Linked DNA regions of Homo sapiens: region 1 is linked to region 2. Evidence: chromatin contacts called from ENCODE Hi-C or POLR2A ChIA-PET data. All regions are on one chromosome and are shown on one strand. Each heading gives the region's core, a stretch centred on a gene start or an enhancer-like site at or near the end of the contact. The rest is flanking DNA. Distances are from core to core; before and after follow the strand shown. Region 1 overlaps PKNOX2 (PBX/knotted 1 homeobox 2). Region 2 overlaps PKNOX2 (PBX/knotted 1 homeobox 2).

What was found. Hi-C counts contacts between places; a loop is a spot of excess contacts on that map. ChIA-PET counts read pairs that join two places held with the same protein, here RNA polymerase II (POLR2A). Pooled maps may share reads with other maps.
Region 1: a loop to region 2 is called in a pooled map, with 2.1 times the contacts of the local background. The contact joins two enhancer-like sites. A Hi-C loop is called at or near these places in 3 of 50 pooled maps. POLR2A ChIA-PET finds 5 or more read pairs at or near these places in 2 of 52 experiments (GM12878 and RWPE1).

Annotation. Positions count from the first base shown.
Region 1 is chr11:125,402,808-125,406,150 of GRCh38, reverse strand. The region is part of intron 7 of PKNOX2 (PBX/knotted 1 homeobox 2); the gene reads right to left. Among named protein-coding and RNA genes, the nearest start is that of FEZ1, 92 kb to the left of the region's middle. Within about 2 kb of position 1,855, at least 5 of the 41 ENCODE cell types and tissues checked have a DNase peak (open chromatin) inside an H3K27ac peak, as active enhancers do.
Region 2 is chr11:125,314,140-125,317,807 of GRCh38, reverse strand. All of the region lies in intron 2 of PKNOX2 (PBX/knotted 1 homeobox 2), which reads right to left. Among named protein-coding and RNA genes, the nearest start is that of PKNOX2-AS1, 49 kb to the right of the region's middle. Within about 2 kb of position 2,292, at least 6 of the 41 ENCODE cell types and tissues checked have a DNase peak (open chromatin) inside an H3K27ac peak, as active enhancers do.

The DNA of each region.
Region 1 (3,343 bases), core at 606-3,105, 89 kb before region 2:
CTTTTTGACAGCTTCCCCTCAGGGCTTATCAGACTCCAAACCCAGGTAGATGCCACTGTGTCTAGACACAGAGTTGCTCCCCTCTAGGCTCCTTAGCACCCAGATGGAAGTGAGAAGAGTGTTTGGTACGGTTCTAGTTACTTTTTTCAGCACCCAGAGCCTCACATCCCTGCTGGAATTATCCAGGAACCTGGGGATGACAGCTGGTTATCCAGCCCAAGAATTCTGTTCGTTTTGTTCCACTAGGAAGACAGCCGTGGTGTCCCCAAGCCTCTGGAAACTGCCTGAGGCCTGGGAATCAGATGAAAACCAACACGCCGGGCTCCATGGGCACCCCTGGAAGCGGCCCCACTCCTGTTCCTTGTGTGCTGTTGATTGAGACTCAGAAGCAGGAGCCTCTCAGGAGGGGCAGAGCAAGGCAGGGCTTTGGGTTTGGAATGGCAGAGAACTGGTGCCTCCCGAGCACCATCCTCTGGGCCAGCTGCAACACCCTGGAACTGCGACTGCCACTCATTCTTCACAGACCTCAGTGGTCCCCAGGGGAGTTTTACTCCAAATTGCATTTGGAACAGCAGAAAGATGACTTGTTCCAAAGGAAGGCCTTACTAAGAAACGATGAGAAGCTGTGGAATGACTTTTGGAAGTGGGGGGTGCAGGGGCCCACATGAATGCACAGCGGTCTCACGTCAGCCCAGGAAGAGCTGTCTGTCCCTGTGAGCCACCGTGCTTCATTTTTAATAGGGAAAGGGCTTGAACTGCCCTGGGAAACTCAAGGAAGACTTCATTTCCACTCAAGGAAGGAATTCCTGGAAGAAACCAGAATGGGACAAAGACATGAAGGAGTGAAGGAGATAAATGACAGAAAAGTTTCTGTTTAAGCTGTTTTGAAATAGGTGGAATTTTTATCTTACTTGGATGCCTGTGAAACAGGGGAATGAACGGGATGGCCTGGCAAAGATCCTTCCAGCTGAGGACTGTAAAAGAGCCCATGCCATTTCCTAAGGATTGTGTGGGAGGGTGGGTGACGGTGAGTCGGTGGCCGGAGTGGGGTGCAGTGCGGAGCCAGCCCCAGCCACCTGCCATCCTCCCCCCGGCCACTAGAGGTCTCTGCTGATCCACCGGCTCAGACCACACTCACCAAAGCCTCCCAGAAGGCGCGTGCTGGCGGCTCCCCTGCCTGGGCTCGGGGCGGGTGGGGGTCGGTTCTGAATGTCTCCTTTCTGCTGGAAAGCTTGTCCTGACCTCTCCAGGGCACAGCCGCGGCCCGTCCTCTGGACTCTTCAAAGCCTCCCATCTGCCTTACATACTGGACACAACAGAATGGTTCTCTCTAATGCAGGCGTCGTCTTTCCCTAGCTTGGTGGCAGGCTTTTTGAGGGAAAGAGGGGTCTTTCTCTGAATTCCCCGAAACTGCTTAGCGCAATGTTAAGTGCATGGTACATGCGAGATACATGTGTGGTCTGACTTTGGCCTAAGGCTGTGGGTGTATTCCTGTGTGTGGTGGTGTGTGTGTGTTTGTGTGTGTGTGATGTGTGTGTTTGTGTGTGTGCCCGCGCAAATGTGCCTTAGGAGGGTGGAGAGGTTGTCCCTGTCCCCAGACACCCCTTCCCGGCAGCATCCCTCCGTTCTGGCAGAGCCAGGGCCCTGTCTTAGACCAAGAAAAGCCAGATTCCCAAACTCGGGAAAGCCAAGCACATGTAAACAAGCCACCTAATCCTGTTCTTGTTCCACTCCTGTTGGGGGCCTTGGTCTCAAGGGAAAGGCAGTTCTGGCCTGTGGGGACAAGCAGCAGCTGCTGCTCTTAAGGAACATTCCTTCTCAGGCGGGAGAAGCGCTCAGGTTTCACTAGCCTGGCGGCAAAGGCCACCCTCTGGTCTCTGGGCTCCACGGCTGCAGGGCTGGGGGTGAGGAACCGGCAGAAGAGACAGCTTTAATGCCTGTGACAGGCAGTGTGGCTCATTTTATTCCACTTCAGTCTAGGGATGCCCCCTGTCCATCTAAGTAGTGATCTTTCCAGGGTAGATTGCCCCCTACCCCAGCCCCATCCAGTCTTCTCCCTGGTCCTGTCCTCAGGATGCTTAGCCACTGGGCAGAACCTCTAGGGTCCTGGCTGAGGTGATGGCCCCCTACCCCTTCCGCCCCCTGCCAATCTGGAAAATCCAAAATTCCTTAGAGGTCAATAGGCAAGTGCCACCCTTCTCAGGTGGGGATGCATTGATTAGCCCCCTTCCTATTCTGCTGGGGAGGCGCAGAGCTGCAGAGTCGCATCTGGCAGCTGGGCCTAGCATCTCAGAATGTCCTCAACTTTGTACCTCTCATTTCCCTACTTCCAGTCTACTAGCAAATCCAAATTCTTGCTTCGTAGCAATTGGCTTCTTCCTCTGTAGTCCCTACCCCACTGACCAATAGCTAGGTAGGGTCATCACTCTCCACCCAGGTCCCAGGACCCCTGATTCTTCTCCCCATGTGTCACAAAAACATATCCCCATGTAGCAAGAAGAACATGGGCTCTGGAGTAGCCCATCCCGGACTCCAGCACTTGCTAGGTGTGTGACTTTGAGCCAGGGTCTTCACTTCTCTCAGCTTCTCTTTTCTTGGATGTAAAATGGAGAAAATCATGTGTACCTTGCAGCCTGTCATGAAGAGTAAATTAGATAATCTGTGGAAAGCACCTAGTACACACCATGTTTGAGACAGAGGGGAGCTCAATAAATGTTCACCGTCTCCCCTCCTTCTGCCAGCTCTTCTTGGACCAATACAAGATGTGGCTGCTCAATTGATTTGTCTCCAGCGTGTCTCCAGCCCTGACCCTGTTGCCTACATTCTCCACTACCTTTAAAGTCTTTAGCAGTCGGCCACCACTATTAGCCCCAAAACAGAACTCCCACACATTTGGCTTCAAGGTACTCCATCATTACACTTGGAGACCTGGGACTGTGTCGCATCCATTTTTTATATCCCCAGAACTCAGTAGGCTCCAGAGGTGCCTGAATGGATGCAGGATGCGTGAATGAATGAGCCCCCTTCACCCCATCTCCTCTCTAGGGATTCTGATTGGCTCTCTCTGTTTCTCGCCTTCTTTCAGACTTCTTGCTACATTGGAAACACTCACCTTTATAAAGGTTGCCAAATAGGCTACCAACTCTCACCAAGCCTGCCTGAAATGCCACCTCCCAGAGGAAGCCCTCCCAAGGCCAATGAATCTGTAACTTCTCCAATCACAATGGGCAAAATCCTCCTGTTGTCCTCTCCACTCTGTACTGAGGTTTGTTTATCCTATTGTGGAGCAGGAACAAACTGGCCATGAAGGTGTGAGGGCTGGGTCTGGGACTTGGTCCCCCTC
Region 2 (3,668 bases), core at 1,043-3,542:
CAATGCAGCTGGTGACTTTAGGTTGAAGCCAGGGCTCATTTACCATTCCAAAAGTCCTAGGACCCTTAAGAATGATGCTAAATCTGCTTTGCCTGCACTCTATAAATGGAACAACAAAGCCTGGGTGACAGCTCATCTGTTTACCACATGGTTTACTGAATATTTTAAGCCCAACGTTGAGACCTACTGCTCAGAAACAAAGATTCCTTTCAAAATGTTACCAGTCATTGGCAATGCACGTGATTACCCAAGAGCTCTGATGGAGATGTACAAGGAGATTAATGTAGTTTTAGTGCCTGCTAACACAACATCCATTCTGCAGCCCACAGATCAAGGAATACTTTTGACTTTCATGTCTTATTATTTAAGAGTACATTTTGTTAAGGCTCTTGCTGCCATAGATAGCAATTCCTCTGGTGGATCTGAGAAAAGAAAATTAAAAACTTTCTGGAAAGGATTCACCATTCTAGTGCCATTAAGAGCATTCATGATTCATGGGAGGAGGTCAAAATATCAACATTAACAGGGATTTAGAAGAAGTTGATTTCAAGCCTCATAGATGACTTTGAGGGGTTCAAGATTTCAGTGGGAGGAATAGCTGCAGGTGTGGTGGAAATAGCAAGAGAACTAGAATGAGAAGTGGAGCCTGAAGATGTGACTGAACTGCTGCAATCTCATGGTCAAACTTGAATGAATAAGAAATTGCTTCTTATGGATGAACAAAGAATGCAGTTTTCTGAGATGGAATCTCCTCCTGGTGAAGATACTGTGCACATTGTTGACAACAAGGGATTTAGAATATCACATACACTAGGTTGATTAAGCAGCAGCAAAGTTAGAGAGAATTGACTCCAAGTTTGAAAAAAGTTCTACTGTGGGTAAAATGCTATCAAACAACATCACATGCTACAGAGAAATCTTTTGTGAGACGGTGAGTCTGTCAATACAGCAAACTTCATTGTTGTCTTATTTTAAGAAATTGCCACAGCCACCCCATCCTTCAGCAACTAAACTCCTAATCAGCCAGCAGCCATCAACACTGAGGCAAAACCCTCCAGCAGCAAAAAATTATGACTTGCTGAAGGCTCAGATTATCATAAGCATTTTTTAAGCAATAAAGTATTTTTAAATTAGGTATGTATGTTGTTTTTTAAGGCATAATGCTATTCCACACTTAATAGACTACAGTATAGTGTAAACATAACTTTTATATGCCCTGGGAAACCAAAAGATTCATGTGACTTGCTTTATTGCCATATTGTCTTTATTGTGGTGGTCTGGAATCCAACCTGCGATGTCTCCCAGTTTATGCCTGTAATGGAATGATCATCCTCAGGAACCGAGTCAAAGATTGGGAAGGCTACCTCTGATCATTTCTCGATGCAGTAAGTGAAATTCAAGATGAAGCTAGGGATTAAATTCCTCTTTCTTCTTATCCTGCACTTTCAGCTTCTTCTCCATGCAAAGCTGTCTTTAGGGGCCCAGTGCATAGAAGGCCACATAAGAGAGTTCACACAGGCCCCGGCACTGGATGGAGGTTCTCAGGTCAAGACAGGCAACAGATGCGGATAAGTCCATATTGGGGCAGGTGGATGGACGACCACTAAAGAGGGGTGAGTCAGTAGCAACTGGCTGGGAATGAGGGGTTCACAGTGGGTCTCATTCCCTCCATGCGTCCTTCGCACACCATCGTGGGCTCCATGAGAACGCAAAGGAGCCTTTTGCACTCCCTGGGTCCGTCCTCCATCCTTCCCTTGCTGTTGTCATGGTGTCCTCTTACGTATGGACATCTTTGCCTCCACTCCAGCGCAGCCTCCTTGAGGACAGAGACTGTGCCTTACATGTCCTTGAATCCTCACAGCTCCTGCTACAAGGTCAGGCACAAGATAAATATTTGTGGACTCCTGCTCTTACACAGGGGGTGTAAATGTGAGGGTACCTGCTTGTAGTGTAGAGCCAGAGGACAGCTTTAAGCCTCGGGTAGGGGGTGGCACTGGGGAGGCCATGGGGGCACTGTGGTCTCGGGTGTGCAGAAAGAGTCAGCACTTGAGCCAAACACTAAGGCTTTTCTAGCCCAGCCACCACTGGACTGAGAAGCTGCCCACTCCCAGGCTGGCTCATCTGAAGCATGGAGCGGGTCACTACGCCCTCAGATCTGGTGAGAGACACACCATTAGCTGCCATGCACTCAGCCCTCCCAGCCCTGCAAGGCAGTCTGCCAGCTGCACCCTGGGGTGGGGTTGAGCAAAGGCCTCCCACCGGCCAGGCCAGGGAGAAAACAAAACAGCTGCCTCTGTGCTGGCACCAAGCCCACTCCCTGTGAGAAGGCCTCTCTGCACTGGGCCAATAAATAATAGAAAGTCCAAGTGGTCCAAGGTAGCAGACCCCATGGGCTGGGCCTCGGGCAGGAGGCAGAGCCGCCCACCAGTTTGGGAGCACAAGGATTAATAACGCATCAATTTTAATGCAGAGAGAGGTGTTTTTTTTTTTTTTTTTTTTTTTTTCCTGCTTCACAAACAGTAAAGTGAATGTTTGAGCATCCTGGCAGGGGGTTAATGAGGACTCTGATTAGTTATTCGGATTTCTCCACACTGCCTCCATCTATCCTACTAGGGAGGAGAAAAGGAAGGAGGTGGGGAGAGGGGGATGCTGTGGAGAGCAGGGGTGGGCCCATGTGAACCTCCTGCCTCCCTCTGAGCAGGCTTCAGCCAGAGGGTAACTGCAGCCCACCCTGTGGTAGAACCAAGGGCCGGAGAGGGCCTTAGAGAGGACTCTGTCCGGCTCCTGGTTGGGAAGACCAGAGGGGTGTGACTTGCTGGCCACAAAGGGGAGCAGTGAGAGCCTCTGGCCAGAACCCAGCCTGCCTGGGGCTTCTGCTGCATGGAAATTCCTTTCCCCAACTCTCTTTCCTGACCCAAAGTCAGGAAAGGAATAGTCTCCTTTTCCCTTAAGGAGGCTGCTGCTCAGGGGTAATCCAGTGTCCAGCCAGGGCTGCCCCGGGGCTGGGTCCAAGGAGCATCCTCATCGGAACATCTCTGCCAGGTTTTTTGTCCTCTCGGGGGCAGGGCAGGGCAGGGCAGGGCTGGGGAAGCAGTAGGCAAGGTGAGAGTTTCTGGGATGGCCCCTACTCTCTGCAGCACAGCCAGAGCTGGGGGCTGCACTGCCTCCTCTGCTCCCAGCTGTGGGCATCTAGCCCGGCTCTCGGGGAGCTGAAGTACGAAGCCTTGTCCCCTCCCCACTGACTGCAGGTCAGTGATGGATCCTGCCCATTTGGCCCCTGACATGCAGAGCACACCAGAGGAGCAAAAGCATGCGGGGAAGCAGCATGCTCCCAGGAGGAGAAACTGCCGGGCCATCTGGACGCGAGCTCTGAGTCTTCCCCACCATTAAGATGCAGATGGACTTCTGAGCAAGGTCTCCCCTCCCTGACCCACCCTGGCTCCCAACCCATCTGCTGCCGCCCAGGACCCAGAGCAGATCCAAACTGGCCATGGTGACGTTGCGAGCAAGTGATGTCGCAGTGAGGGCACCGCACTGCAGGTGCTCTGAGATCACTGAAATCCCCCAGGTGCCTCTCTTTGGTGATTCACGACGAGCTGACCATGACACCAACCCCAAATTCTCCAACTGGAAGGTGAAGCCCCTTCATCAACTGTCCCCAGAGTCAG